Linked DNA regions of Homo sapiens: all the other regions are linked to region 3. The links are chromatin loops, found by intact Hi-C in ENCODE. Cell type or tissue: OCI-LY7. All regions are shown on one strand. Region 1 overlaps LOC124907989 (a long non-coding RNA gene). Region 2 overlaps LOC105373909 (a long non-coding RNA gene). Region 3 overlaps DOCK10 (dedicator of cytokinesis 10).

Region 1 (5,000 bases), 1.0 Mb after region 3:
GGCACACCAGATGGTTCCAAGAAAGAAACCGAATACAAAGAACTAGTTACAAAGGTGTTAGAACTGAAAGGCCTAAGAGATTAGGGACAGCAAAACTGGAGAGACAAAGGGAACAGATGGTACCAGAGCACAAGAGTTAGGTGAGCCGAATGGGACCAAGAACCCACAGAGACTGCCTGTTGAGGGCTGCGACAAAAGAGGGAAGCTATAGCCAGTGGGGACTGGAGCCACAGAGAAGGCATACTCCCTAAGCAGAAAGAGTGGAGGAGAAATACCCTGGTTTCTTCTTTCCTTCTACCTTCCAATGTCCCACCACTGCCTCCACCATACAAACTTATCAGGAAGCAAGTCGGTTAGGGAGTCTGGGACATGTAGTTTGCAGAAGTCAACCCCCTGCAATACAGACCAAGCAAGGTACACATAAAGTGGATCTGATAGCAATAGGCAAACGGCTAGCCTGTGATTACACTTAGAGTATCTGAAATGTGAAGAGTAGAAAGTCAAGGCCACATTAGAATGCTGACCCATTAAGCTAACATACCTTACTTCATCCAAATGTTAAAGGTAAGAACTTATTACAATAAATAATATTGGCATTTATGATTATCATCATTATCATTCTTACAGTACAACTATAAAATACTCCCTCAAGGAAGTCTAGCATGACACAGGTATTTAGAGTCAGAGGAGGTGATGGCGGGATAGACATTTAGAGATCAAGGTCCAAGGTAAGGGGCCAGACACAGTGGCTCAAGCCTGTAATCCCAGCACTTTGGGAAGCTGAGGTGGGTGGATCACTTGAGGTCAGGAGTTCGAGACCAGCCTGGCCAACATGGTGAAAACCCATCTCTACTAAAAATACAAAAATTAGCCTGGCGTTCTGGCATGTACCTGTAATCCCAGCTTTTCTGGAGGCTGAGGCAGGAGAATCATTTGAACCAGGGAGGCAGACGTTTCAGTGAGCCGAGAACGTGCCACTGCACTCCAGCCTGGCCACAGAGCGAGACTCTGTCTGAAAAAAAAAAAAAAAAAAACTCCAAGGTAAGAAGCATGAGTTAACAATAAATACTACACATTATCTCTGCTTCCTACATCACCATTAAAAGGTAACATTATTATTCTCACTTTAGAAATGCAAGAAATCACCACAAAATTTCTTATCCATGTAGCCAAACACCACCTGTTCCTCAAAAGCCATTGATATAAAAAAATAAATAATTTCTCTTTGTGTACCTAGAGTCTAGCAGTTCCAAGAGGCTGTGCTAAGGCTCTTCTATCACCACTTGAACTCACTTCAATCAGGTTTTACCCCTGGCATTCATGGAAACTTGCAGTCATTTCATTTGCTTGATCTGCAGCATTTGACACAGTCGATCACTTCCTCCTCCTTAGAACACCTTCTTCCTTTGTCTTCAGGACAATACACACAATATCCATTTTCCTCCTACCTCATAGAGTCAGGGGGAAGGGGAGCAGGGGGAGGTTGGCTCCTCTCCAGTCTTTTTTTCTGGTTCCTCCCTTTCTTCCAGACCTGTTGATGTTTCCAAGGCTTCTGTCCTTGTACCTCTTCGTTATTTACACACATACTTCCTCTTGGACTTCATGTACTCTTATGGCTGTAAATGCTATATGCATACTCTATAAAATCATTTTGTGTTTAAGCACTGATTTTACAAAATGTATAAAGGTGAGTTAAATTTAGAGCTTAATTTGTTTATGTAAATTGCCTTCAAAATGTGTTACAGCTGAGATGTTTTCCATGTGTTTTGGAAGAAATCACACAGAGTAGCTGCTTTTGCAATAAACTGGATCAATGTTACATCTTTGGGTCAGTTCATTGTCAGTGTGCAAGGTGAGAGTTATGTGGGCCTTACCTTATTGTTCACATTGAACCATTCTGGGTGATGATTCATCTTATTTGTAAGACAACTCAATACGTAAGGCCTGTTACAAAGGTAAACCAGGCCAGGCACAGTGGCTCTCACCTGTACCAGCATTTTGGGAGGCTGAGACAGTTGGATCACTTGAGCTCAGGAGTTCAACACCAGCCTGGGCAATAGTAGAGAACCATGTCTCTACTAAAAATACAAAAATTAGCCAGGCATGGTGGTGCTTGCCTACTCCCAGCTACTGCAGTGGCTGAGGCAGGAGAATTGCTTGAACCCAGGAGGCAGAGGCTGCAGTGAGCTGAGATTGTGCCACTGCCCCCAACCTGGGTGACAGAGTGAGATCCTGACTGAAAAAAAAAAAAAAAAAGAGGGCTGGGCACAGTGGTTCACGCCTGTAATCCTCACAATTTGGGATGCTGAAGCTGATGGATCACTTAAGGCCAGGAGTTCGAGACCAGCCTGGCCAACATGGTAAAACCCCACATCTGCTAAAAATACAAAAATTACCAGGGCATGATCGGCACACACCTGTAGTTCTAGCTACTCAGGAGGCTGAGGCACAAGAGTTGCTTGAACCGGGGAGGCAGAGGTTGCAGTGAGCTGAGATCCCAGCAGTACACTGAAGTCTGGGTGACAGAGTAGTAACACTCTGTCTCAAGAAAAAAAAAAAAAAGGTAAACCAAGGCACAATAATATTTTAAAGGGCTTATTTGTGTAAACAGCAATTCATGAATCGGACAGCTCTAAACCGGAAGTGTTTCCAGGGCTCTGTTGGAGAAGCATAAGGGTCAAACTTGGAAGAGTGAATGCAGAAATAATGCAAAGAAAATAATTGATTACAGTTATAAAGTGGCTTTATTTGGTCTATCCTGTGGGAAAATCCCTAGTTATTTAATTGTAAGTCTGTTGACTGCTTCTGAATGGTTGAGCTTAAGTTTTGTTTTTCTTTAATACAGGCATTTACAAGAAATAGTTCAAGTTAAGTTTCACTTATGTTTGCAAATCAAGCAAGGTTAAGATCACTTAGGAGGACTGACTGGCTTTGTCTCTTCGGGGAGTCTTCAGCCCTGGTTTCCATTTTAATTTAGTTTAACAGGCGAATCCCTGATTAAAATTTTTGAACAAGTATTTGTAGAGGGCCTTTCTCTCACTTAGTTTTGACCATCCTGCTGCCTTAAGATCAAGCATAAACTTGGCTCCTGAACTCTACCACCACCCAGTGAGCATCTGCTGACCCTGCAGAGGGTGGCACAGCAGGTTCCATCACTGTGCATTTAACTCCCAGAGTAATGGCTGCAGTCCAGACCTCTCTACTATTCAGTAGCATATACAAAACTCCTATATTCAGGCTGGTCATGGTGGCTCACGCCTGTAATCCCAGCACCTTGGGAGGCTGAGGCAGGTGGATCACCTGAGGTCAGGAGTTCGAAACCAGCCTGGCCAACATGGCAAAACCCCGTCTCTACTAAAAATACAAAAATTAGTCAGGCATAGTGGCACACGCCTGTAATCCCGGCTGCTGGGGAGGCTGAGACAGGATAATTGCTTCAACCAAGGAGGTGGAGGTTGCAGTGAGCCAAGATCGCACCACTGCACTCCAGCCTGGGCAACAGAGCAAGACTCCATCTCAAAAAAAAAACAAAAAAAACAAAAACAAACAAACAAACAAACAAAAACCTCCTGTATTCAACTGCCTACTCAGCCCCTTCACTTGGAGACCTAATACTCGTCTCAAGCTTCCTATGTCCAAAACTGAATTCTCCTTCTTCCCTTCCAAACCTGCTCCTCCTACATTTTCCACAGATCAGTAACTGGCAGCTCCACTTTTCCAGTTGCTCAGCCCACAAATCTTGGTATCATTCTTAACTATCTCATATTCAATATTCAACAAATTTCACTGGTACTACCTTCTACATAAGTCTAGAATCTGATGTCCTCTCACCACCAGCACCCTTAGAAAGCCACATCATTTCTCAATTACCCTGTTAATTTCTCAAATAACTTCCTGACTGACACCTTGCTTCTATTCTTGCCTTTTAAAATTGAAGGCAGATTAGCCCAGGCGCAGTGGCTCATGCCTATAATAATCCCAGCACTTTGGGAGGCCAAAGTGGGTGGATCACCTGGGGTTGGGAGTTCGAAACCAGCTTGGCCAACATGGTGACACCCTCTCTACTAAAAGTACAAAAATTAGCTGGGTGTGGTGGCACGTGCCTGTAGTCCCAGCTACTTGAGAAGCTGAGGCACGAGAATCACTTGAACCCAGGAGGTGGAGGTTGCAGTGAGCCAGGATCGCACCACTGCACTCCAGCCTGGACGACAGAGTGAGACTTCGTCTCGAAAAATAAATGAATACAAATTTAAAAACTTGAAGGCAGATTAAACCAGCCTTCTGTTCGAAACTCTCCAATGGCTTCCTATCTCATTTGAAGTAAAAACCAAAGCCCTTATCAATGGTCTCTGGGCTCAACATGGTCTGTCTGGTGACCTGTCTGTGCTGTTTTTCTCTGAGCACTCCCTCACTCACTCTGCTCCAGCCTCACGGGGTGCCTGGCTGTCTCTACAAAACCCCTGGCATGTGCTCACCTCAATGCCTTAACACGTGCTCTTTTCTTTTCCAGAAAAGTATTTGGCCCACATTTCCACATGGCTTACTCCCTCCTCTCCTTCTTGGCTCAAAATGTAACTTTACAATGAGGCTTTTACTTGTCTCAGGTTGCATTCTCCAGCAGCAGATACGGTGATAGAGGTTGGCTCAGAGGGTGTTTATTAGGAATCAATGCCTGTGAAGGGAGGGGGAGGTACCAGGATTAGGCAGGAGAAGTCAGCTGCAGTACACGCCTTACAAAGCCTTGTCCAATCTAGGAGAGAGTTCTAGAGCAAGTGTTGCTCATCGGTCTGTCTTGATGGTCAGGCCTTTATCCTCCTATCTTGTTCAGTTACTGAATGTGGGCTTCCCTGTGAAGGGAACAACTGAGACCCAGTGGTTCTCAGCAGCTGGGGCAGTCCCTGAAGGAGCTGAAGGCTAGAGGCTCTCTGCTGACCACTGTTCTTCCCTGAAAGCAGATCTGTGCAGTGTATTCCTGAATCTATCACACCATCTATTTAAAA
Region 2 (5,000 bases), 290 kb after region 3:
TATTTAAATAATATATTTTTATATATTTATATATAATATATTTTTATATATTATATATTTTATATAAATATATAATGGTGATATAAATTATATATAAATTATATTTATATATATAGTGGTGATATAAATTATATATATGTATACACCATTAATTATTCTCCATCTGAAGGAGTCAACAACAATGACATAATCAAGAAAATGAGCCCTCTGCATTATCAGGTTCTCCTTACACTTGGAAAATATGAGCAAAGCTTGCATAGAAGTACAATGCATGATCATGTAAGAGAAGAAGATGATTCAACAGAGAGGAGGATGCTAGGAATTGCCCCACCACACAGGCAGAGCATTAGTTGTGGTAGAAACAAAGCAAAGCTTTCCAGAATAAAACCACTGATAACTCAGCGTTTATTTTTCAAGAGAAATGGGTAGGAATTACATTGAAGTAATATCTTCCTCCATAGTCTGTTAATTAGATGATCTGAATAAAGATACTTCATAATATTCCCTTGCATTTCTAAAATGTTTATAAGTTTTAACTTTCATTTTCAAAAGATTTAATTTGATTATGGGAGATAAGATACGGTATATTTTATTATCATCACTGGGGGAAAAAAATAGCAAAATTTGAAGTCCAGACAAAAATTTGCCCAAATTCTAACTGATGAACACATAAATATTTCTCATTTAGTGCTAGAATCACCTCAATTTCAGCAGACCATAGTGAGGGGGTTGAGGGACTCTAATTCAGAAGCAAAATGAGTGTTAACAGTTTTCATTTAGAGTTGTTTCTTTTTTAGAATTCAGTCTCTTGCCACCTTTCCCCAGTTTCATATTCAGCGGGTCTGAGTTGAATCCCTGAACCTGCTTTTTTTTTCTTTTTTTTTTTTTTTCCCTGAGATGAAGTCTCGCTCTGTTGCCCATACTGGAATGCAGTGGTGTGATCCCGGCCCACTGCAACCTCTGCCTCGTGGGTTCAAGCAATTCTTCTGCTTCAGTTTCCCTTGCAGCTGGGATTACAGGCATGTGCCACCACGCCGGGCTAATTTTTGTATTCTTAGTAGAGACAGGGTTTCACCATGTTGACCAGGCTGGTCTCGAACTACTGACTTCAGGTGATCCACCCATCTCGGCCTCCCAAAGCGCTGGGATTACATGCAAGAGCCACCGCACCCGGCCTGAATCTGCATTTTTAATAAGCATCCCGGGTGATTTTTATGCAAGAGGTCCTTGGATCAGTTTTGGAAAACGATGCAGGGGTTTAAAACACAATGTTTGGAGTAACCTGAGTCCAGCCCCAGCTCTGTCCTGGCTGCTTGACGTCAGACAAGTTTATCTTTATGAGCCTCAGAATCTTCACTTATAAAATGAGGACCATAATTACTTTGTTCAGGCTGACATAACAAAGTACCACAAACTAAATTTATTATCTCACAATTCTAGAACTACAAGTCTGAGATCAAGAGGTTGCCAGGGTTGGTTCTTGCTGGGGGCTGTGAGGGAGAATCTGTTCCATGCCTCTCTCCGAGCTTTGGGTGGTTTGCTAGCAGTCTTTGACACTCCTTGGTTTGTAGATTTCTGCCTTCATCTTCACATGGTGTTCTCCCCATGAGACTGTCCGTGTCCAAATTCCCCCTTTTGTAAGGACAACAATCATGTTGGATTAGAGGCCTACCCTACTTTAGTATGACCTCATCTTAACTGATTACTATTATGTCTTAACAATGACATCTTAACTAGTTTTATTCCATTGTCTCCTGAAACACTGGGAGTGTGAGCCTCCTTTCTACCTTTACTATAGGTTATGACATATAATTATCATTTAAACAAGAGAAATGGCCCTTTCAAAATGGTTCTTGTATACTAGAAAGATAAATGATCTGTGTTTTCTTTATTTTACAAAATATAAGAAATATAGCAATTAGGAAAACCTTACCAATGCACTCAGGGTCTGAAAGCTGTGGGAAACAAAGCAATCACCTTGGTGCTTTCTCTGCTTTTAGAAAGAAACTTATTTTTTAAAATCCTGCTTTTAATTATATTACTTAGGCCCCAGGGTACTGAGTCTTTTCTAATTGTTTGCCTTTTGTATAAGGGTTTTTCCATTGTTTCAAGGTTTTATTTACTTACGTATAATTCAACTAATAGAATTGTTGACTCTCTTAGAAGTTAAGGTAGTTTGCCGGGTGCAGTGGCTCATGCCTATAATCCCAGCACTTTGGGAGGCGAAGGTGGGTGAATTACCTGAGGTCAAGAGTTCCAGACCAGCCTGGCGAGACCCCATCTCTACTAAAAATACAAAAATTAGCCACGCATGGTGGCTTATGCCTGTAATCCCAACTACTCAGAAGGCTGAGGCACAAGAATTGCTTGAACCCGGGAGGCGGAGGCTGCAGTGAGCCAATATTGTGCCACTGCACTACAGCCTGGGTGACAGAGTGAGTCCATCTAAAAAAAAAAAAAGAAATTAAGGTAGTTTAAAGGGTTTATTGTTTAACTTAATGATTAAATTCCCCATGTTGTCCCAAAATATGGCACTTCTTACAAAGAAAAGAGACACCATTAAAAAGTAAGTAGAATTGCGTAAGAGCAATTTTCAGAGTAACTATCTATTCTCATTATCCCCCAGCAAATTAGCCACTTCACAGATTATTTGCTGAAAACGTAAACTCTTATCAAAGACAGGATGTGAAAGCTAAGGTATTTGCATTACCATTAACCCTCTAGTGACTCTGCAACTCTGAAAGCTCTCAAAATATGTCATTTCTTGGCTGGCTGATCACCCAAATATGACAAAGACAGGTGTTATGGTTAATTTTATGTATCAACTTGACTGGCCATGGGGTGCCCAGATTAGACATTGTTTTTGAGTGTATCTGGGAGGGTATTTCCAGATGCAATTAGCATTTGAATCAGTGGACTCATTGAAGTAGACTGCTCTTCCCATGTATATGGGCATCATCTGATCAATTGAGAGCCTAAATAAAAGAAAAAGTGGAGAAAGGAGAAATTTGCCCTGCTCTGCTGAGCTCGGACACCTCATTTCAGCTTCTTGGCCCTCAGAACGTGATTTACATAATTATTTCTCCTGTTTTCCGTCCTTCTGACTGAATTGTACCACTGGCTTTCCTGGGTCTCCAATTTACAGATGGCAGATTGTGGGACTTCTCAGGCTCCATAATTGCATGAACCAATTTCTCATGAACCAATGCCTAGGTGACAGAGCGAGACTCTGTCTCACAAAAAAAATAAATAAATAAAAATGTATATATATATATCCATATGTATATTACTGGTGCTCTTTCTCCGGAGAACTCTGACTAATGCAGTTAAGGAACTATATATGCATCTAACTATGCATGCATATGTAATGCATGCAAGTTTTCTATAAAGTTGTAGAAATTTCTAGTTAGGGTCATCAGCATATGATCAGAGTCTGACCTTTTGTAAAACTCGAAGAAATATTCTCCAAACTCCTTCAAAATTACATTGCGGTCAATATATGGTAAGATAAAGAAAACTGGGTATGCTTTACACTTCAGCAATGTCTTCCTTTTTTTCTTTTTTTTTTTTTGAGACGAAGTCTCAATCTGTCACCTAGGCTAGAGTGCAGTGGCACGATCTCGGGTCACTGCAACCTCCACCTCCTGGGTTTCAGTGACTCTCCTACCTCAGCCTCCTGAGTAGCTGGGATTAAAGGCACCTGCCACTACGCCCGGCTACTTTTTGTATTTTTAGTAGAGACGGAGTTTCACCATGTTAACCAGCATGGTCTCCATCTCCTGACCTCGTGATCCGCCCGCCTCAGTCTCCCAAAGTGTTGGGATTACAAGCGTGAGCCATCGTGCCTGCCCCTAGTAATGTCTTTCTACATATTCCTTTAGTTAAATCACCTGTGAAAGGTAACATAACATTACCTTGCCTTTGTAAAATCCTTTATAATTTTTAGAATTCATTTGAGGGATTGAATTTGATCCTGTGAAGTAAGGTAAGGCACATTTTATTGTCCCCACTTTTAAAGGCAGACTCTAAAGCCCATTAGATTTTGCAGTCTTGTAGGAGATAACTACTGTTTTGGCCTGGCCAACATCCAGCCACCCTCTAGAAGTCAGTGCCTGGTCTTTCAAGGAACTAACCCTTTCCCAACACTTAGGTTACAGGATTAGATGAGTCGACCTCATACCCACAAACCTCCTGTCTCTAAAGAGAAGCATGTGATTCAAATTAGCCAATAGGTGCATCCCATTTCCCTGGCCACATTGACTGATTCAGGGTGGGGCACATGACCCATGATGTTTCAAAAAGAATTGAATCTGGTCCTTTTATTATAACTGTTGTGAAAGATGAGCTTTTCCTGAAGATGCTAACCTTGCATGATGCCTTCTTTGTCACCACAAGAGAGAACTTGCCCAAAAATGAAGCCAACATGAAGAGAAACAGAATCGGGAATTGAGAGGGACATATTATTGGTGACGTTGGGCCCCATATTATTGGTGAAGCTGTGCCTGCAACACTACTGCTTGACTTTCTAGATAAGTGGGCAATATGTATTTCTCTTTTCTGGAGAAAAGAGAAATATGTATTCTTTTTCGTCCAGTTTAAGTACAATTTCTGTTACTTGATACTAAAATAGTCCTTACTGAATACAGTTAAAAATTCTAGGCCAGGCACAGTGGCTCATGCCTATAACCACAGCAGTTTGGGAGGGCAAGGCAAAAGTATCCTGAGCACCTAATTGGAAACTGCAATAAGCAGACACAAAAGAACATCAAGATTTGGTGGCATCTGCTCAGCCTTTAAGTTAGCATGGACATACCAATGTGTGTCGGAGGATTACTTGAGCCCAGGAGTTCAAGACCACACACACACAGTGTTTCTCAGAGGGGATATTCTGGATCAAATGAGGTTAAGTGATGGTTTAGGCTTTCTAAAATCCATCTCGGTGAAGCAAATATAATGGTTTCTCACCTTGTCTTTGAGACGGTGTGGGTCTCACTCCAGGT
Region 3 (5,000 bases):
ATGGACTGTGTATAGTCTGTTCTAATTCTCTCTTATCATTGATTCCTGGCACTGGACAGACACGAACAATGTTTGACAGAGAGTCATTCTCATAAACTAGATTAAATACATATGGGTGCCCTTATGAGAGGTATCCAATTCTTGTTTCTCTGCTATTTCAGTTCTTCTTGTTTACCTAGTGAGGTGCAGAACACATACCCAGAGGTTAATTTGCCCTTTAATTGGGGACCTTAACTACTGGACTTCAAAATGTCAAGAATTTACTGCAGTGTGCACAACTAAATAAAGGAAATTCAACAATTAGTTATCTGCAAAACACAAAGTTCTTGATTGCAAACCCAAGACCCTACCATTATTCTCCAATTTCCACAATGCAAGGCATTAAACACTTAAATCAAAGTATTGTATTAGCTTTATCTCCTGGTGGAGGCCTTAAAAGACACAAATGCATTACGGTGCCATTAAATAAGTGGTTTGTGGAGTCGACTGGGTTACAGGGATTGTACCTAGGCTAACAATCTGATCCACTAGCAATAAATTGTTGGTCTAGATATCTGGTTGCCTTCACACTCAGCAATTGGCATTTACATGACAATTAGTTTCCTTCTCAAAATTGCTTAGGTAATAATGCTTTATTGCCTTCCATTTATAAAGACAAATCCTTCTGCAGTAAAAAGACAGCCACAAGAATAAAGCATATGTAATGGTGGTATTCCATAAATTGACCAATTTTTCCATTAGAGCTTTACAGATTTGAAAGACCTTAGTCTCCCCACAAAACTTACATACAATGTGCTTTTCAGGGTAATTATTAAACAGTGAGTGACATTCATATTGAAAGCAAGGTAATGAGTAGTTTGAATGGCTACAGGAGGGCAATTTTAGGTGCTTGTTTTATTTTAAAGGAAATAACATTGGTCTGTAGTTAATTTTGCCAGTAGTGGGAAGCTGGAGTAGGCTCCAAGCCAGCAAGCAGACAGGATACCTCTGTCTCTAGGGAAAATGCAATTGGAAAACAGTCCCTATAAGATAAAAAGATAACTGCATTGATTCAGATCTCCTCAGCCTCATCTTCTTGGAGGCTGTATTTGTGTGTCTTCACCTGATCATTTGTGGAAGAAATCTGCTTCAGCTCGGAATGCTTTTCATTTTCTTTAAAAGGTAGAGGAAAAATAGTATAATGAAAAATATATTGCTTTGGAGTTGATTACTTTTTAATAGGAAAAGAACACTGTATTCTAGGTGAGAATTAGCTGCATGCCTTTGTAAAGAGCAGTATCAATCCAGGCATATATATTTGTATGAAACATGTTTAGAAATGCTATGAGCTAGCTGTGGTATTTTTGTTGTTGTCATTGTCATTATTGTTATGCCCTGGCTTCTGAGGATGGAGGCAAGGGCATGTGAGTTAGAGTTTTGTCTCCATAAGAATAAATGTTTGTCCCTTAGAGATTTCCCATTTTCAACAGCAGAGCAGGCTGAAGCTGGAAATATTAAAATACACATGACTTCTCGAAGACAGTTGGATGCCTTTAGCAAAAAAAAATCAAAAACTTCAAAAAGGGTGATTAACTAAATGCCCAACAGGAAATTCAGAAAATAATAAACCCTAAAATCAATGTATTTTATTTTCTAAATATCACACTAAGATACTTATTGGTAAGATATATACATATCTCTGGACTATAATTTTTTTCTGGAAATGGATATCTCTGACCAGTGATGAAGTCCACTATTGAAAAAGTATAACTCCTTCACTGTTTGCTGTTAGATTCTAAGATGGGCTCTGTAAACTCTGTAAGAAATGAATTTCTTACCTACCCAAACCCCTCTCCCATCAAATTCTGATTTGATGAGAATTCTCTAAATGAGAATTTTCACCTTCTAACCTATTGAAATTCAGTACTGTGAACAAATATTACAACTTTATACCTGTCTGAAAGGCTATAATTGGAGTACTATGTTATTTTAATGCAATCAAGATAATTTTATGCCTATATACCTGTACAGACATACACAGCAAATGCACAACATCTACCCCACACACACAATAAGCATGCATCACACACACACACACACTCTGCACACACAGACTCCCACATGCACCACACACCCACAAACTGCAGTCTCTGTTATTGTTGGCTCATCTACATTCTCACTCATGTGCACAGCACCCTTTATTTTCCAAGAAATTTCTAAATACTGTATACGATTAGATTGGCACAAAGGTAGTTGTGGGTTTTGCCATCATTTTTAGTAGCGCCATTTTAAAAAACCACTATTTTAAAAATAATCGCAAAAACCGCAGTTACCTTTGCCCCAACCTATATTTCACAGACATTGTCCACTTTGAAAACTGTACGTTTAGAAATACGAGGTTTTGTCGTGTTCATTTAAACTCCCCCAGACAAGTCTACTCTCATTGGTAACTTGGAGCTGCTCAGTTGGGTTGACCTTTCTAGCAGGAAGCAGTGAGCCTGAGTACCACTAACTTTAAGAGCTCTTCTGCAGGGCTGAGGCTCAGGAGAGACCACAGTGAAGGAGGAAGTAGATACTTGCTGCTTTACTTCCTTTAAGCAGGGTGTACACTGGTTGAGCTGAGCCTGCAGATGCACCATGGACCAGTCTTGTTTTTCCTATGACAGAAAGGCTGTGCAGCAAACTAACCTGCAGGCAAATGGGGAAATCTACTGGAAATGGAAGAGAAAAAAATAAAATGAATTATCCAAGCATTCTGCGATAATGAAGAAGTAATCAATGGCAAATGCCAAAAAGCTCAACAGGTTAAAAAACTTGGAATAAAGATAAAATGTAATAAGGAAGTAATAACTGAAGTGGGAAGAAATGAATAGGAGGTGCCTTACCAATTGCTCAATTTAGGACTTGTGAATCCTGTCATCATGTACATGTGTCTAAATCTTAAGCACTATGTTTCTGTTACTCTAAATTCCTAATGGTACTTTTGGGGCCATTTTAATGGAATGGATTCAAATGCATTGTCAATGAAAGCCAGGTTTCTGCCCCCCGGTTGCTTAGATTCAGTGATGATGCCATTTCCGGATTGGATAGCCTATCTAACTGAAAATAGTTAGAATTGAGCATGTTAAAACATAACATAGGCCGGGCGCGGTGGCTCACGCCTGTAATCCCAGCACTTTGGGAGGCCGAGGCGGGCAGATCACGAGGTCAGGAGATCGAGACCATCCCGGCTAAAACGGTGAAACCCCGTCTCTACTAAAAATACAAAAAATTAGCCGGGCGTAGTGGCGGGCGCCTGTAGTCCCAGCTACTTGGGAGGCTGAGGCAGGAGAATGGCGTGAACCCGGGAGGCGGAGCTTGCAGTGAGCCGAGATCCCGCCACTGCACTCCAGCCTGGGCGACAGAGCAAGACTCCGTCTCAAAAAAAAAAAAAAAAAATAACATAATTGAGCATTTAAAAAGGACTTTCACATAGTATATTGACTTTGTTTGCTGCCTTTCCTCCACCATTATTTTTCTTCCTTTCTTCCAACTTTGTTGAGCTCTCCTGTGCCATTCGACTTCTCACCTTTATTTCGACTTCTCACCTGTATTTCACTGCCAGTATTTTCCAGTAAATGATCTAGAAGCCAATTTTCCATTTCCTCCCACTCATTTCTTAGTCCCATTGCAACCTGGATCTCAGTGGTCAGTGGAAACCACAACCAAAGGCCAAGTGTCTTTCTCATCTACACCTTCTTCTCAGTACATCCTTGATGTTAAAATTAAAACACACGCATACAAAATTCGAGAATAAGACGTAGTAGACTGTATTTTAAAGACGTCCCCTCCAGACTGCCTGATTATTCAAACATGAATTTTCGTACAGCTGTGAAGGGACTTTGCAGTCATAAATTAAGGTTGATCATCAGGTGGCCTTAAAGTAGAGAAATGATTCCAGATTGTCCTGGCCTGATCACATGAGGCCCTGAAAGCCAAGGCTTTTTTCCCTGGCTACAGCAGAGAGATACAGAAGAAGAGATATGTTAGGAAGATGAGGCAAAAGGAGAAGTTAGATTCAAAGTGTGAGTGATTCAGCTGGCTATTTCTGGTTTAGAAAGGGTCCTTGAGTCAGGGGATGTGGGTGGCCTCTGAAAGCTAAGAATAACCCCTGGCTGACAGACAGCAAAGAAATGGCCACCTCAGTCCTACAACTGTAAGGAATAAATTTTGCCAACAACCTTGCATGTGCCTGAAGACAGCTTCTCCCCTGGAGCCTCCAGAAAGAGATACCACCCTGTTGACACTTAGGTTTAAGTCTTGTGGTTCTCCAAGCAGAGAGTCAGCTGAGCCGCACTGAATGCAGATTTCTGACCCATGAAAACAGATCATAAATGGAGGTTGATGTAAGCCACTAAATGTGTGGCAGTTTGTTACAGTGGCAATAGAAAACTAATACAGATTGCCAGAACTTTTTCTTAGGTTTCTGACATTTTAGCATTCAAATTCCCATGTCTCTAAATCATGGTTAAGTGTCCCATCTTACTTAATTTCCAAACATCTAGCCTCTTCTCTACTGAAAATGGCAAACTTACTTTCTGACTGGACACCATGGGACCAGACTTTGAATTCTTATATAAGAATATGTGAGACTGTGCGTTTTGTATGTACATATATGCATGCATATATATGTATATACATAAATACATACTTACATAAGAAATGACAAATACCCATTATGTTCAATAATAATAGTTTATGTATATACACAGATAGGAATCTTAGCCATTATACATACACATATATATATTTTGTTCACAACTCCAGGGACTCACATATATTGTTTCACAGCAACCCTATAAGCTATAAACTAATTGCTCTATTCTTACATATAAAAGTTAGGCAGAGATAAGTCAAATACCTTGCTGGACGTTATCTAATAGACAGCTGAAGATTTAAGCACAAGTATGTCTAGATCCAAAACTGCAAGGTCCTTAGTTTTCAGCCTGTCTATCTCTCACACTGAATCTTTTTAGACATTG

The links. Peaks named below come from ENCODE experiments on the same cell type or tissue, not always from the same donor. Only the 100,000 strongest peaks of a DNase experiment are listed, where the experiment ranks them.
Region 1: a loop joins it to region 3, with 3 times the contacts of the local background. A loop is called at or near these places in 4 of 110 quality-filtered maps.
Region 2: a loop joins it to region 3, with 1.9 times the contacts of the local background. A loop is called at or near these places in 2 of 110 quality-filtered maps.

What each region holds. Positions count from the first base shown.
Region 1 is chr2:223,947,513-223,952,512 of GRCh38, reverse strand. LOC124907989 (a long non-coding RNA gene) reads right to left here. Exons shown (of 2, transcript XR_007088100.1): 2 at 2,726-4,672. It also overlaps a transcript of MRPL44 not described here. Among named protein-coding and RNA genes, the nearest start is that of WDFY1, 4.7 kb to the right of the region's middle. In OCI-LY7, a CTCF peak has its summit at 3,095; DNase peaks (open chromatin) are centred at 112, 322, 1,342 and 3,112; H3K4me3 peaks cover 2,585 bases; H3K27ac peaks cover 2,905 bases.
Region 2 is chr2:224,664,936-224,669,935 of GRCh38, reverse strand. It overlaps LOC105373909 (a long non-coding RNA gene), which reads right to left. Exons shown (of 3, transcript XR_923955.1): 3 at 4,979-5,000. Among named protein-coding and RNA genes, the nearest start is that of CCDC195, 49 kb to the left of the region's middle. In OCI-LY7, no CTCF peak of the experiment used is centred here; a DNase peak (open chromatin) is centred at 2,775; H3K4me3 peaks cover 3,520 bases; H3K27ac peaks cover 4,867 bases.
Region 3 is chr2:224,951,010-224,956,009 of GRCh38, reverse strand. All of the region lies in intron 1 of DOCK10 (dedicator of cytokinesis 10), which reads left to right. Among named protein-coding and RNA genes, the nearest start is that of MIR4439, 57 kb to the left of the region's middle. RefSeq lists a silencer at 2,489-2,538. In OCI-LY7, no CTCF peak of the experiment used is centred here; DNase peaks (open chromatin) are centred at 2,549 and 4,079; H3K4me3 peaks cover 2,058 bases; H3K27ac peaks cover 2,629 bases.